Regions from separate parts of the Mus musculus genome. Here region 2 is linked to region 1. The links are chromatin loops, found by intact Hi-C in ENCODE. Cell type or tissue: left cerebral cortex. All regions are shown on one strand. Each heading gives the region's core, and the rest is flanking DNA. Links, peaks and the distances in the headings are about the cores only.

Region 1 (8,179 bases), core at 1,457-6,456:
ACACTTTCATTAAACAGGCTTCATAATTCTAAAGGAGACTCTACAATTGACTCTGAGTCTCCCTTGGCAGGCAGTTATACCTTTGGTTACTCTAGGGAGCTCTGCTACCTAAATTTTAAGTCATAACCCTATCAACAGTCACATAAAATGTGAAGGGGGGGTCACAAAAATGGAGTAAACACTAAAAGGATTATGAGCATGCAACAACTAGAAATTAATTTAAAAATCAAATGCATAAAGAATTGAAGTGTTTCTGGCTCTACTGTATAATATCACTGAAGTCTTGGTTTTGAACACGATCACATTTTTGCCAGGCACAAGATGTCTTGCCACCAGACACTAATGAATGCTGTCTCAAACAACTTGGATCATAGTCATGCCTACTATACACAGATATGAATTATAGGTTTTATTGTGCATTTGAAGTTTTCTGGGCCTGGTGGTACATGTCTGTAATCCAGCTACTCAGGAGGCTGAGGCAGGAGGATCACAAATTCAAGACCTAGCTGGGTTACCAAGTGAGTACCAGCCCAGCCTGGTCAATTTATGAAACCCTGACTCAAAACTGAAAATAAACAAAGGAGCTAGGGCTAGTTATGGTGGTGAACACCTGTGATCCCAGCAGAGGCAGAACTCTCTGAGTTTGAGGCCAGCCTGATTTTCATAGTGAGTTTCAGGATAGTCGGGCTATGTAGTATCTATATCATAAGACTCTGACTTAAAACAAACAAAAAACATGTGAAAGGAATTTTTTATTAAAATTAAGACAAAATTTACCGTTTCTGAAATGGTTCTTAATATACTTTTGTCATGCAGAGTAGTAGTAGCACCGACAATTACAAAATCAAAATAGCAGTCAACTCGGAAAATGCCACCCATCTCCTGCAATATCAAATATTCTGCCAAAATTTAATTCTTTACAAAAAAAAAATAAGGCCATATATTTGTCTCATTCATATGCAAATATATTTTCATTCCCCGCAGATGGGAAAACTGTATGTATATCAAAGAACTATTTTTTTGTTTGTTTTTTTGTTTTGTTTTGTTTTTCGAGACAGGGTTTCTCTGTGTAGCCCTGGCTGTCCTGGAACTCACTTTGTAGACCAGGCTGGCCTCGAACTCAGAAATCTGCCTGCCTCTGCCTCCCGAGTGCTGGGATTAAAGGCGTGCGCCACCACTGCACAGCTTAAAGAACTATTTTTGAAATAAAATTTCTTATGATTTTTTTCAGTAAATGTTTGGTTTGTATACCTATATTCTCAGAGTTGTGTAAATTTATCTGGCTAAAAGTAGTCATGAATGGGGGCTGGTGAGATGGCTCAGTGGTTAAGAGCACCGACTGCTCTTCCAAAGGTCCGGAGTTCAAATCCCAGCAACCACATGGTGGCTCACAACCATCCGTAACGAAATCTGATGCCCTCTTCTGGAGTGTCTGAAGACAGCTACAGTGTACTTACATATAATAAATAAATGAATCTTTAAAAAAAAAAAAAGTAGTCATGATTGGAGAGATGGCTTAGCAGTTAGGAGCACCTTTTACTCTTCTGGAAGACACTAGTTTAGTTCATTCACACTGGGCATCTCATAACTGCCTGTAATTCTAGCTCCAAGGAATCCAATACCTTCTGGTCTCTGTGGATACCCATGCATATACATACACACTGGTGAGAAATTTAATTTAACATCTTAGTAAACGAACAAAAAAAAATAGAAGGGAATCACAAGAAATCTTAGGTCTACAGAACTTGTCTGGGTAATTCTGCACCATTTGTCTTCCTCTAACTGTAAATGTGTTCCGAGCTAAAAAGAGAAGAATTGTCAATATCAGCAAAAGAGATCCGTGGAATGAAGAGTGGGTCTTACGATTTGTTTTCTACCAATTTTTATCCATATGTCCCTCTTTCACTGTCTCCCATTCATCCCTTCCACCAGGGACAAGATGGTTTATAAATGATTCACAATAAATAAGACCTGTTGGTGTTTCCACTAAAAAGATGTTTCTTTCTGGCACACAAACTTTCAAGGCTTGGAGGTATGGCTGTCAATGAACCAATGAAGAAATAAGTACTGACAGGAGTGGGAAGACCCAAACAAAATAACACTGACATAATCACCTCAGGGTTACCAATGTCTATGTTTTTAAAAACTGTGAGATCACAGGCATTGTTTTTGTGAACAATTGCATGAAAAAGTAAAGCCAAGTATGAAAGCACATAGATAAGTTTATTTATTCAAAAAAAGGATACACTTAAGACAGGAGATAGGAAACTTTTTTTAAAAAAAAATCTTATCTTGTTATCCCAGCCACTTAAACTTCCTTAAAGGTTAAGTTAAACTGGAAAGAAATTAGCTTAGAAAATAAAACACCTGCCAAATAGCTGTATGATTCCTAAACCTTAAATCTGTAAATTCCTAGTATGCAGGGGTCACAACCACCCCTAATTCTAGTTCCAGACAATCCAACACCCTCCACTCTCTTCTAAATGCTGAAGGCACCAGACATGCACATAAACATTCATACACATAAGATAAATCTAAAAAAAAAATTAAAAACAATTCCTTCATTATATTACTAGCACAGAATATATTTTTTCAGATTTTTATACTGTTTAAGTGTGTGTGTGTGTGTGTGTGTGTGTGTGTGTATTAGAGAAAATGCCCTCAGAGGCCAAGTGTGTCAGCTCCTTTAGAACTAGAACTAGAAGTGCTTATAAGCCTCCTAATCTGGGTGCTAAGAATCAAACTTGGGTCCTCCTTCAGCAAGAGTAGTGCATGTTTTCACTGAGCCGAGTATTCCGCTGGCCCAAGAATCTTTCTCTTCTAAGTAGTAATACAATAAGAACAATCAAAAGAACAATAGGAGATACTGCTTTATGAAGACTGAGGTGAATGGAAAGGGCAAATACAGGCTTTTTTATTTCATCATTCACCTGTCATAGAAGGCCCAAGAAATCCTAGTTGTTTAGAGGAGTCCTAGAAAAATATATTTTTTACTAGCCCAAAAAAACTCTTTCTCCAAAATCACTATTGCAGACACCCCCCCCCCCTGCAACTTCATGTCCCTTAACTATACTATTCTTAACATGTACATGAAATCTTAGCTGAAGAAACAGTAGGATTATATAATTATACATACAGGGAAAACTTGGTATTTCATTATTCCTCTAAAACTATACTTAGTTTTTGTTAACATTTTACTGTGAAGCTGACTTAATAATATGCTCAATTAAGACGTGAGACTGTATTAGTAAAGGCTGACCCGTTTTGTTTACTATCATTTATTATTTAATACATTCTTCCCAGCCCTTTCCTCAAAGGAAGAGAGAAAAAAATCTATACTAGTGCAATCAACCTGGGATGGTATATTCCAAAAAAGCTGCTGTGAAAGGCTATGACCTAAGTGTTTAGCACTGACACAAATAAAGTTCTGGTGGTAGGCGTTATGTGTCTCACCCTTACCAAAAAAAAAAAAAAAAAAAAAAATCACAATTCAGATTCCAAGGAGGAAAGCGGAATGAAAAATTCAGTCAGTCATTTCTCCCCGGCCTGCTTTCTACATTTCGCATTCCCCGGTCCCTACCATCCTTCAACTGCCCGGGTTCCCAGGGTACGTTCCCCAGCTCAGTCCCGCACTGCGTCACCAAACCCGTCAAATGGGGGCCATGCTCCTCCAGTGACACCTCGGCAGTGATTCACGGCGCGCCCCTCTTGGGGAGGATTGTCCAACTACATCAACTCAGGAACCAGGCAGGGGTATCAACAAAGCATCAGGCCGCAACCCAAGCGTCCAAAGGTCCTCGCTAGCTCGCGGCACTGGCACTGCCAAATCCACAGGATTCCAAAGGGTGACTCGCTCGTCATCGCAGAACCAGGGGGAGGGGTGGCGCCGACCCAGAGCGGTCGGGGTCGATCCCGCTGGGCCTCCTGCCCGAGCGGACCTCACCGTAGCCCCGCGGTCCCGACTCCTTCATGGAGCTGCCGACCACCGCATCCGCCGCCAGGGCCAAACTTCACGAACCACTGCACAGCCCGGTCCCGCGCACCATGAGCCACCCGCGAGCAGCGGAGGGTCGGGCCCTCTGGGGACCCGCGCCGGTTACAAGGACCCAACACCCAGGGGCTTAGCCAGAGCGCGGAATTAACAACAATGTCATTATGTCGCCCACGAGTGCCCATCTAGCCGGAGCGCGGCTATAGCCGCCGACTTTTTGTCTGGAGCCCGCACCTCGCCTCCCTAGCGCCTCCAAAGCCAGCCCGGCCTTACCCGCCAGCTCGTCGGGCTCCAGCCCGCTGTCCGCATCGATCCCGCACAGCACGAAGTAGTGCGCGAAGCGACAGGCGGCCGGGGAGGACCCCGAGCCCGGGCCCGGCGCCGCGCTGCTACCGCTCATCCCGCCGCGCTGCCGGTGCGACCGTCGCTGGGGTTCGCGGAGGAGGCTCTCCGGCGTGAACCGATGAGAAGCCTCGCTGAGAAGCGTCGCAGGCTTCCCTCGCGGAGGAGGCCACCGCGGCGCTCCGACTGCGGTCTCCGCCGCGACCCTAGGACGAGCCCGGCGCGCCCATGGCCGCGCAATCGCCGCGGCCGGGATCCTTCTAGACGCTGGTACCGAGGAAGCGGCCTCGGGCTCGCGCGCGGACCGGAGGGCGGGCGGGATTCCGCCGCGGCGGGGGAGGGGCGCGCAGGGGGAGTGTCAGCTAGGGAGGCCCGCGCCGCCGCGGCTGCGCCCGCTGGAGCGCAGCGTCTGGCGCCCGCGGGTCAACTGAACCGCGCTGCGCGACGGGAGCGCCCGCAGAGCTCGGTGGCGCGCGGTTCGGGGCGCGCACCAGTGAGCTCGGAGGATCGGGGGCGCGTCTGGGTGCGTGCCCACCCGCGGTAATATTGAGGAAACCTCTCTTGCACGGTGCAGCCCCCAACAGTCGGTTGAGCACGAGCCGCAGAGCAGGATCGTATCTTCCAGAGAGGATGTCGCCCAACCCAACCTAAACAATAACGTAGCTTTGGAAAAGGGAGACAGCACGCTGAGGTCATTTCCCACAACGTCTGTACCGTATTTTTAAACTGTCATGCAGATGCTTAAACCATTTTAAGATCCTAGTCCCCGGCAGGACGTGGTGACTCACATCTATAATTCCAGCACTCCTGTGACTGAGGCAGGAGGATCCGGAGTTGGAGATGAGCCTCTCTACCTAGTGAGACTCCATCTCAACACACACAAAAATGAGGAGGGTAAATAACAACCTGGGTAATTGACTCTTAGCTTCTATCGTACCTTCCAATAATCTTCCGGAACCCTTGAAATGACTTCTCTTACCATTTTAGCTGGATTGTACTTGGGATGGGGAGTATTTATGCTTCCTGGTTCATTCTTTCCAGTATCTATAGAACCTTGGGTCCCACTTGACCTGCCATTTATATTTTAGTGAAGGAAAGAATGATGATAATCTAGGTAGTATCAGGATGGTGCTACTGGGAAAATAACCAACTTTGAAATCTGTAATGTATATGGACATTTAATGTTATGCAATTATTGCTTCTATTATACAGAGTACACATAAAAATATTTTACTGAGTATTTCTATTTTTGTTGGTGGCTTCTTGCAGGATGTTAGATTCTAAGCTAGTCAAATATAGCAGAAAACTGATTTATTGTTTGTGCTAATCAAGAAACATGCTTTCTGTTCATTTGAGCAGTAACTGATTTATAAAATTGTAAACAGTAATGATTTAGTTTTGTTTTATTAACATATATAGAATACTGTATTTAATCATGACATTTCCATACATGTACTTTCTTGTTTTGTTTTTTGAGACAGGGTTTCTTTGTGTGACAGCTCTCGCTGTCCTAGAACTCTATTTGTAGACCAGGCTGGCCTCAAACACACAGAGATCCTCCTGCCTCTGCCTTCTCAGTGCTGGGATTAAAGGCATGTGCCACCACAACCCAGCTTCATGTACATATTTTGATCATATCTTTTTATAACCTTCTTGTACCCCCTGTCCCACCCCATTCCCTCTGATCTCCTTCCTTTTCACACCAACTCCTTCTGCTTTCATTTCTTTAACCTTTTTGGTGATCAAATAAGTTCACCAAACTTATTTTAATTTTAAAGACTTTTTAAAATGACATTGTGTGTGTGTGTATGTGTGTGTGTATGTATGTGTGTGTGTGTGGGGGGGGGGGTTCTGTGCTTATGTACAGGTCAGGGAATGAGTTTCAGAAGTCAGTTTTCTCCTTCCATGATGTAGGTCCTGGAGATCAAAACCCCGATAGTCAGTCTTGGTGGGGAGTCTTTATCTGCTAAGGCAATTTTCTGATCTATGGGTTTCATTAGAGTTGATTATGGAGAATAGGTGAGCTTTTATTATAGGAGAATGGGCACTTTGTTAGTAATTACATCACTAAAGAAAATTTCTCCCTTAAGGGCCAGGCGCGTGCGCACGTGTGTGTGTGTGTGTGTGTGTGTGTGTGTGTGTGTGTGTGTGTGTGTGTGTGTGTTGGTGGGGGGGGTCAACACCTTTAATCCCAACACTCAGAAGACAAAGGCAGGTAACTCTCCATGATTTGGAGACCAGGCTGGTCCACAAAATGAGTTCCAGAACAGCCAGGGCTATGTTAGAATACTGCCTTCCATTCTGTTGGGGGTCCCTAACACAATTGCTGCCTGAATGGAAAACCTTCAGTGGAGTCAGTAATCTCAGCTTTAACCTCTAATTAGCATAAAACATGCCAAGCTGTCACAATTCCAATTTCTACAAGAAAATCTGGAGTGATATTTTCTTATGCCAAGATTTTGGCTTTCTAGGAAAATCTTATCATAACAAAGGCTACTTGGAAAACCGTATCCCTTATTATTTAGCTTTTTATGTTTTATTACATTTTATTTGTTTTGTGAGGTGTGTATGTGTGTAGGCATGCTTGTGGAGGTCAGAGGACAATTTGTAGGACCCAGTTCCCTCCTTCCATCATCCTAGGTCCTAGGAAATGAACTCAACTTGTCAGACGTGGCAGCAGGTGTCTTCCCCTGATGAACTATGTTGCCAAACCCCTTATAGTTTTAGAAAAGGGGTCAGTTCATGCCAAAAAAAGTTTGGTAGTATAGCAGCTGATTTAAATTTTTGTTTAAATTCTTTTCTATCTTATGTATGTCTACTACTATTAAGTATTCTCAGCTGGAGAGATGTTAAAATGTTTCATATACGTACTTATAAACACAAACACACACACATAACCTTACAAGACTGTTATTAAAGAACTCATACAACTCAATAATATTTAAAAAAAACATTTTCAAGAGTCTGTTCTATATATACTATGTGGTTTCTGGGAATTGAACTTGGGTCTTCAAGTTTGACAACAAGTGCTCCTGTGCACTGTGCTATCTTGTCTGCCAACCAATACAATTAAATTTTTGTTTTTATTTGTTCATATGTAAGTATATGTGCCTGTTGGTCTCTATGTATCCCATGTGCACGCAGTGCCCAGAAGAAGGCATCAGATCCCTTGGACTGGAGCTATAGGCAGTTGTGAACTGCCTGATGTGGATGCTAAAAATCAAGCCAGGTCCTCTGCAAGAGCAACATGTGCATATAAACACTGGGCTATCTCTCTAGCCTTACAATACAATTTTTCTTTTGAGGCAGGAGGGTGTCTATATTCCTGGCTGCCTTGGAACTTGCTATGGTATACTAGGCTGGCCTTGTGCACAGAGATATGCCTTGCAAGGTTGTTACCTGCCGGAGGTTTGGGAAAAAAACTCCATGTAGTGCCTCCATCCTGGCTTCTGGTTTCTGCCAGCATCACTGTATATTTGGTGGCTGTCTTAGTAAATGCTCTATTGCTGTGAAGAAACAGCATGCCCACAGCAGCTCTTATAAAAGACAGCTTTTAATTGGGGCTGGTTTACAGTTTCAGAGGTTTAGTCCATTATCATCATGGTGAGAAGCATGGCAGACATGGTTGATGGAGAGGTGGCTGAAAGTTCTGCAATTAGATCAGCAGGTAGTAGAAAGAGAAAAATTGGACCTGGCTTGAGGATTTGAAACCTCAAAGCCCATCCCTAGTGATATATTTCCTCAAACAAGGCCACACCTCTTAACAGTGCCACTCCCAAATGACCAAGCATTCAAATCTAGGAGCCTTTGGGAGCCACTCTTATTCAAACCACCACTTTCCACTTA
Region 2 (8,179 bases), core at 1,903-6,902, 90 kb before region 1:
GTCCTGTGATTTCATTTCTGACCATGACACAATCCACTAGCCATTTAGCTAACAGTCCGGAGTTATCATGGCCAATCTGAACTGTAGTCAGCTTTCCCAGGTTCTGGCACTGTGTGAGACAGGACCACAAATTATTCTGTACTCAATTCTTTTCTATTCCCTTCTCACTTTAGTCGTGGACTTGGCTCCATCTAAAACTTACAGACCTTCCCTATATAATATGCTGAGTTTAATACCATAGACAATCTCCATGTAGTCTTTGCTCTCAGGGGACCTTCATACAATGAGACAGGAGACGGACACTGACTATCAAATGAGGTGGAGTGTATGAGAAATGTAAGCAAGTATTTGAAGAATTCTGGAGAACATTTACTTCTACTTGGGGAATCCAGTAACAGGAGCACTGACAGTATTGTGCTTTAGTTGAAGGGTGAAAAGGATTTCAGTAAGTATGAAAGGGTCTTATTTAGATGGATTTATAGCACATACGCAGATTTTAAAAAACCCACTAACTGATAGTTTTTATATTTTTTAGCAAGTGACTTAGGGTTACAGCTCAGTGGTACTGTGCTTGTTAAGCTTGCTCAAGGTCCTGAACTACTAAAGAAGTTAAAAAAGTTATTTGTAAAACTCATCTTGACTGCAAGGGATATATTCTAAGACTCCCAGTATGTGCATGAAACTACCCTAATACTAAACCTACACATACTGTCTTTTTCCTATATGCTTTGCAATGTTGCCACATGCCAGAATTCTGCCATGTTTTATGGTCTGGATCCTTCTCTGTAACACTACTCTTGTGCCGTGGGGTCACTCATAAGTAAAATAAAGATTACCTAAACATAAGCAACTGCTACACCTAAACAGTTAATCTGATAACCTAAATGTTTACTAAGTACCTAATGGGAGGGTAGCCCATACAGTGCAGACATGCTAGATGGAGACAGAATTCATGGCTGACCCAGGAACAACAGAGATTTCATCCTGCTATTCATAATGGTGCACAATTAAAAAACAAAACAAGCGTTTAAGTTGTGGACTGAGGGTGTAGCTCAATGACAGAATGCTTGCTGATCATGGGTAAGACCCTGGATTTGTTCCTTGGTATAACAAAAACTAAGACTGTGTAAACAACTCCCACCTTCAAATATTTTAATTTCTGTTTAGTTTTTGAGACAGTTTCATTATGTAGACCAGGATGGCTTTGAACTTGCAGCAATTCTTCAATTTCTATTTTAAGACTACAGGCATGTGCCTGGAAATTTGATTTTGTTGTTGTTGTTGTTTTTGAGACATGAACTCATGTAACCTTGGCTGGACTCTAACTTGTTATATAGCTGAGGGTGATTTTGAACTTCAAATCCTCCTGTCTTTGCTTCTCAAATGCTAAGGTTATAGGAATACACCACCATCCTTACCTTCTATGAATATTTTTTAAAAGAATTCTCCACTTAATACTTTTGGATCATAATTAACACCAGGTACTAAAACTGTAAAAAGTGAAATTATGAATAAACTACGGTTATCAGTGTCCTTGCTGGTTTGTGGAAAAGTACAAGACAAAGCAACGGTGATAGGAACTACAAAAATGGATGATAACTAAATCCTGACTTAAAAAATATCCGATTAGGGGCTGGTGAGATGGCTCAGTGGGTTAGAGCACCCGACTGCTCTTCCGAAGGTCCAGAGTTCAAATCCCAGCAACCACATGGTGGCTCACAACCATCCGTAACAAGATCTGACTCCCTCTTCTGGAGTGTCTGAAGACAGCTACAGTGTACTTACATATAATAAATAAATAAATCTTTAAAAAAAAAAAATATCCGATTAGATGATCAGACACACTATATGATGGACTGAAATATCAAAGTTGCAAGTTTTAAAAGCATTTGCCTTCTTTGTATATCAGTGAAAGGCATCATGTGACCTAGCTGAGGGAAGATGCCAGAGAGAGAGAGAGAGAGAGACAGACAGACAGACAGAGAGGAGGTGGGAGGGAGAAGATGGGATTAACAATGTAGTTTTTGTTCCATAACTGGTGGGCCAAGAAAAACCAAGGCTTTAACTTCTTTTTTTAAAATTTTTAAAAATCTATTTATTATTATATCTAAGTACACTGTAGCTGACTTCAGACACACCAGAAGAGGGCGTCAGATCTCATTACAGATGGTTGTGAGCCACCATGTGGTTACTGGGACTTGAACTCAGGACTTTCAGAAGAGCAGTTAGTGCTCTTAACCACTGTGCCATCTCTCCAGCCCGGCTTTAACTTTTATATACAGATAGATGTGAGTGTGCCACAAACAGAAAGCCAGATGGACCACTGTGGGAGCCCTGTGATTCCAAGTGAAATGACTGATCTTTGACCCTAGGGAATATAAATGGGAACAGAACACCCTACTACCGTTTCTCTCTTATCTGTTTTACTCCTGGCATGTCAGGACCAACCTGAATATGGGTTCAAACATATGGGATTACTCTACTAGATGAGACCCCAAAACTGACAATATAAAAAGCAGTATTTACAAGAGCCAGGCATGGTGGCACACACCTTTAATCCCAGCACTCGGGAGGCAGAAGTGGGCCGATCTCTGAGTTAAAGGCCAGCCTGGTCTATACAGTCCAGGAGAGCCAGGGCTACACAGAGAAACCCTGTCTTGAAAAACAAAAACATTCTATAATGCCACTATGTGCTTCAGGAGCCATATGCAAGGATGTCAGGTCTCTGGTCCTAAGGACCACGTTAGGGAAAAAGCATTTATTTAACATTTTCTGTTTGTCATGTTCTGTGTTAGGCACTGGGAATCAAGGAATAGGACCTGGTGAAGCCTACTACAAGTAGAAAAATAGGAAAATAGGGCTTAACAATAAAAATATAAAGCAACTCGTTTAACATGCTTTAGACACTGTAAGCATATGATAACAAAATGATCTTGTATGTTTGCATGTTCCTTTCATTTGTTTAAAGGGAAATGAAAAGGCAAAACCAGAGATCTTCTGTAGAGCTAAGAGATGTTACCTCAAAAGTCATCTCAAGCAAGTTCTTTGGAATCTGCATTACTCCGGTGTCTCCCAGCTCTCCTGAAACACAGATCCACGGGTTCGAGGTAATGATTGCATTGCTCAGCTTTTTAATTGGAATGATCACTGATCTATAAGGAATCACTGAAAGAAAACACAGAAGTGAATTAAAACATCACAGGATCTAGAACTCGATGCTTTTAAGATCTATGTTGCTTTTTATTTATTTATTTTTTTATGTGCATGAATGTTTTCCTGTATGTATGTATGTACACCATATCTGTTTCTAGTGACCTCAGAGGTCAAAGAGTAGAGTCAGATCCCCTGGAACTGGAATTATAGAACTGGAGTTATGAGCTACAATATGGGTACTGGGGACTGAACCCAGGTCCTCAGCAAGAACAAGTGTTCTTAGTTACTGAGCCATCTCTCTCTAGCCCCTAATATTTGGCTTTTTATGATCATTTTGCTTTTGTTTTTTTGTTTTTGTTTTTGTTTTTTTGGTGTTTTGGTTTTTTGAGACAGGGTTTCTCTGTATAGCCCTGGCTGCCTTGGAACTCACTTTGTAGACCAGGCTGGCCTCGAACTTAGAAATCTGCCTGCCTCTGCCTCTGCCTCTCAAGTGCTGGGATGCACCACCACCACCTGGCTTTTATGATCATTTAAAAAAAGATTTACTTATTTTATATATTTGAGTACACCATCGCTATATTCAGACACACCAGAAGAGGGCTTTGGATCCCATTACAGATGGTTGTAAGCCACCATGTGGTTGCTGGGAGTTGAACTTAGGACCTTTGGAAGAACAGTCAGTGCTCTTAACTGCTGAGCCATCTCTTCAGCCCCTTGTTTGACAAACAAGTCTTTAAGACAGGGTTTTCCTGTGTATCCCTGAGTGGCCTGAACTTGCTCTGTAGACCAGGCTGGTCTCGAACTCACAGAGATCTGCCTGCCTTTGCTGAAATTAAAGGCATGTGCCACCACCATGACTGCCTAGCCAGTTTTTAAGATATACTCATGAGGGCTAGTGAGGTGGCTCAGTGGTTAAAGGTACTTGTCACCATGGCTGACAACCAGATTCAATCCCCAGAACCCATGTGGTGGAAGGGGAGAGAACCAACAGAATGCTAGGATTAAGTTACTGAGGTAACTTATATGCATAAGGAATCAGGGACAGCCAGATGTGCAGAGGCCTATATAAAGCCTTTTCAAAAGACTCACCACTAGATGTCAGCATCCTGTCATGGATTTTGGCTCAAATGTGAAAGCACAAGAAAATTAGGAATTTACAGCAGAAACCATGTAAGAACACTGCTGATTGTTGGCTCACTCACAGGTTGTTACTTAGCTAGCTTTCTTGTACAGGCAGGACCACCTGTGTAGGGAATGGTGCTGCCAACAGTGGGCTGGACAGTCCTAAATCAATTAACAATCAAGAAAAAAAAATAAATTAAATAAATAAAGAGAGAAAGAAAGAGAGGGGGGAGGGGGAAGGGAGGGAGGGAGGGAAGGGAGGGAGGGAGAGAGGGAAGGAAGGAAGGAAGGAAGGAAGGAAGGAAGGAAGGAAGGACGAACGAACGAACGAACAAGATAGACCTTATAGACATGCCTACAGGCTTATATGATCTGGGTAATTCCTCAACTGAGACTCCCCTCTCTCTCTCTCTCTCTCTTTTTTTTTTTTTTTTTTTTTTTTGGTTTTTTGAGACAGGGTTTCTCTGTATAGCCCTGGCTGTTCTGGAACTCACTTTGTAGACCAGGCTGGCTCCGAACTCAGAAATCCACCTGCCTCTGCCTCCCAAGTACTGGGATTAAAGGCGTGTGCCACCACTGCCCAGCGAGACTCCCCTCTTAAGCTCTGTAAAGTTGCCAGTTAAAGTTAACTAGGGTACTCAGCTCTTGGTGACAAGCCCAGTTCAGCATTCCTCCAAGGTTTCTGCTTCAAGCATTTACTTGTGTGAGTTTCCACCCTGACCTCTAAGCTGGAACAAACCCTGTCCTCTAGCTGCTTTTGGTCACGGTGTCTGTCAGAGCAGCAGAGAGGAAACTAGGACACCAGGATATTTCGCTATACATTTCAATGGCTCAAATTGAAAGTTTCTCAGAAAAAAAGAAACCTAAAGGTACAAGAATATTTTTGGAGATTCTTAGGCATCTTAATTATTACTGTGTATGTGATTTGCCCTTTTATGCTGAGACATCTTGCTAGTCCTTTTTGGTCTGCGTTTGTTTTGAGACTTGATTCATATGTCCCATGCTGGCCTTGAAAATAGCTGAAGATGACCATGTTGTTAGCCATCTAAGTGACCTTTCTTTTCTTTTAAAACCTTTAAAAGACATTTATTTGTGTGTGCGTGTGTATGTGTGTACCCACGTATGTGTCTTGGTGCATATGTAGAGCTCAGAGGACAATCTTTGGGAATCTGTTCTTTTTCTACCTAGGGAGCTGAACTCTGTCAGGCTTTGGAACAAGTGCCCTTACTCATTGACCTATCATGCGTGACCTCCTATTCTTTCTTTTGAGATAGAACTTTCCTACATAGCGTATTCCAATCTTTTTTTTATTTTTGGCTTTCGAGACAGGGTTTCTCTGTCATGGAACTCACTCTGTAGACCAGGCTGGCCTCGAACTCAGAAATCTGCCTGCCTCTGCCTCCCAAGTGCTGGGATTAAAGGCGTGCACCACCATCGCCAGGCTGCCAGTCTTAACTTTTTGATCCTCTTGCCTCAACAGGGATTACAGGAGCTACATGCCCAGTCTTTAGATAATTAAAAACAAACAAACAAAACAAACAAACAAAAACAGTGCTGGGATTGAACCCACTGTTTCACACATGGTAAGCAAGTGCACTCCAAGTGAGCAATAGTTTTACTCTAACAACTTAGATTCTTATACATGTAGTAATTGAATGAACTAGAGATTATTAGGTTATTACTTGTAGATATCATTAGTATTTGATAAGATATCTAATAAACTCATTACACAATTATAGGTATCTAATAAGATATCTAATAATCTTATTAGATATTACCTAGTTAGATATTGATATTTTATTAGATATCTAATAATACCTTATTAGATGTTGGCCAATTTATGTTGGCCCTATTAATTCCAACTCTTTTTTCCTTATCTGTTTCTCCAGAGACCAGCAATCTGTGCCTTCACAGTTCTGGCCAGTGAAATGACAATGATGCTTACTGAGATTAGGAGAAAATTATGCTTAAAACAACAACAACAGGGGCTGGAGAGATGGCTCAGCAGTTAAGAGCACTGACTGCTCTTCCAGAGGTCTTGAGTTCAAATCCCTGCAACCACATGATGGCTCAAAACCATCTGTAATGAGATCTGATGCCCTCTTCTGGTGTGTCTGAAGATAGCTACAGTGTACTTACATATTAAATAAATAAATCTTAAAACAACAACAACAACAGCAACAACCCACTGACTGCAGCTCTGTGCATTTCACACTTGTCCTAGGTAACACTTTACATCACAGTCTGGGTTTTCTGGAAAGCAGATGCTGAGCCAGAAATGGGCACAGATGATGCTTGTTCCTAGGATCAACCTGTGAAGAGGAAATCAAGTCTGGGAGAGAAAATGTTGAGTGAAAGGCGCAACAAAGCCTTCCACTGGCACAGAGAGCAGTGGGACAGTCCTTTGATTAGTGCAGGCTGGTCCTGGCAGGAAGTATCAGCCTAGGGCAATTTTTTTTTAGTGAGGTACTTGCATAGTCTGGCAGCTGAGGGCTGTCTGTGTTCAGTAGTACTTCCAATAGTTAGGCAGTCTCCTACATTCATGAATGGATATCAGTGACCTCCATGTACTCTGAGATATCTCACTTTTGAAGATATGAATTCTTGGGCTGGAAAGATGGCTCAGTGGTTAAGAGCACTGACTGCTTTTCCAGAGGTCCTGAGTTCAAATCCCAGAAACCACATGGTGGCTCACAACCATTCATAATGAGATCTGACGCCCTCTTCTGGTGTGTCTGAAGACAGCTACAGTGTATTTACATACATAACAAATAAATCTTTGGGCTGGAGTGAACAGAGGTCCTGAGTTCAATTCCCTGCCATCTGTATAACTACAGTGTACTCATATACATAAAAGAATAAATAAAATCTTTTTTAAAAAGGAACATATGAATTCTTTTATTCCAAGAGTGAGGAGAATCCCCTGACTCCTAAGTCAGGTTTTTGTTGTCGTTGTTGTTTTTTGTTTTTTTGTTTTAAAAAAACCATTTGGTTTTGAACAGGCAATTTTCTTCTTTAGTCTTTGAGTGTTGAGATTAGAAGTATTTGCCACTGTGCCTGCTCATCTGAAAACTGTTTACTTAAAAGTCAGTTCTCCAGACTTACTGATAGTGGTGAACACACTGGTAAAGCAGAAGTAGTCCACAGCGTTGAGGGAAAGCAGATGGTAAAGAAACTGTTCTCTTTCTTCTTCACAACGGAGAAAAGCATAGCGCTTATAAAGCTTCCTGAAAAGGGTTAATGTAAGCACAAATATCAGTTACAATTTTCACTCTTTGATTTAAAAAAAATTTTTTTTTTTTTTTGGTTTGGAGTTGAGGACCAAACCCAGTGCCTTGTGTTTGCTAGTCAATCACTCTACCCTGAGCTAAATTCCCAACCTCATGATTTTCACTCTTGAAAATAATGATTAAGGAGCTGGAGAGATGGCTCAGTGGTTAAGAGCACTGACTGCTCTTCCAGAGGTCTTGAGTTCAATTCCCAGCAACCACATGGTGGCTCACAACGATCTGTAATGAGATCTGATGCCCTCTTCTGGTATCACTGAAGACAGCTATAGTGTACTCATATAAATAAAAGTAAATCTTTTTTTAAAAAGTGATTAAAAGTTAATACCTCTTGAACTAGTGAGTTGGTTCAGTGGATAACCCTCATTGAGCAAAATACACAACCAAAAACCAATCAATCATCAATCAATCAATCAAAACCCCTCGAACCTGGAGCTGGAGACGCACTGGCTACTTTTCTAGATGGATTTGATTCCTAGCACAAACATGGCAGTTCGTAACTGTAACTCCAGTCTCAGGATCTTGGGTACTCTCTCATGGCCTGTTGGGGCACTGCACACATGTGGTACACAGACATACACACAGGTAAAACATTGATTCACTTAGAATGATTGGTT

The links. A loop is a pair of places that touch in the nucleus more often than their neighbours do. Peaks named below come from ENCODE experiments on the same cell type or tissue, not always from the same donor. Only the 100,000 strongest peaks of a DNase experiment are listed, where the experiment ranks them.
Region 2: a loop joins it to region 1, with 2.8 times the contacts of the local background. A loop is called at or near these places in 27 of 42 quality-filtered maps.

Annotation. Positions count from the first base shown.
Region 1 is chr6:149,096,919-149,105,097 of GRCm38, forward strand. It overlaps Dennd5b (DENN/MADD domain containing 5B), which reads right to left and starts at 4,762. Exons shown (of 21, transcript NM_177192.3): 1 at 4,265-4,762. The coding sequence starts at 4,391. In left cerebral cortex, for the core only: CTCF peaks have their summits at 4,012 and 4,257; DNase peaks (open chromatin) are centred at 2,847, 3,728, 4,833 and 4,979; H3K4me3 peaks cover 3,109 bases; H3K27ac peaks cover 2,560 bases.
Region 2 is chr6:149,006,736-149,014,914 of GRCm38, forward strand. It overlaps Dennd5b (DENN/MADD domain containing 5B), which reads right to left. Exons shown (of 21, transcript NM_177192.3): 14 at 7,381-7,502; 15 at 3,020-3,165; 16 at 1-109. Among named protein-coding and RNA genes, the nearest start is that of Gm25539, 44 kb to the left of the region's middle. In left cerebral cortex, for the core only: CTCF peaks have their summits at 2,112 (motif pointing right) and 4,245 (motif pointing right); a DNase peak (open chromatin) is centred at 4,267.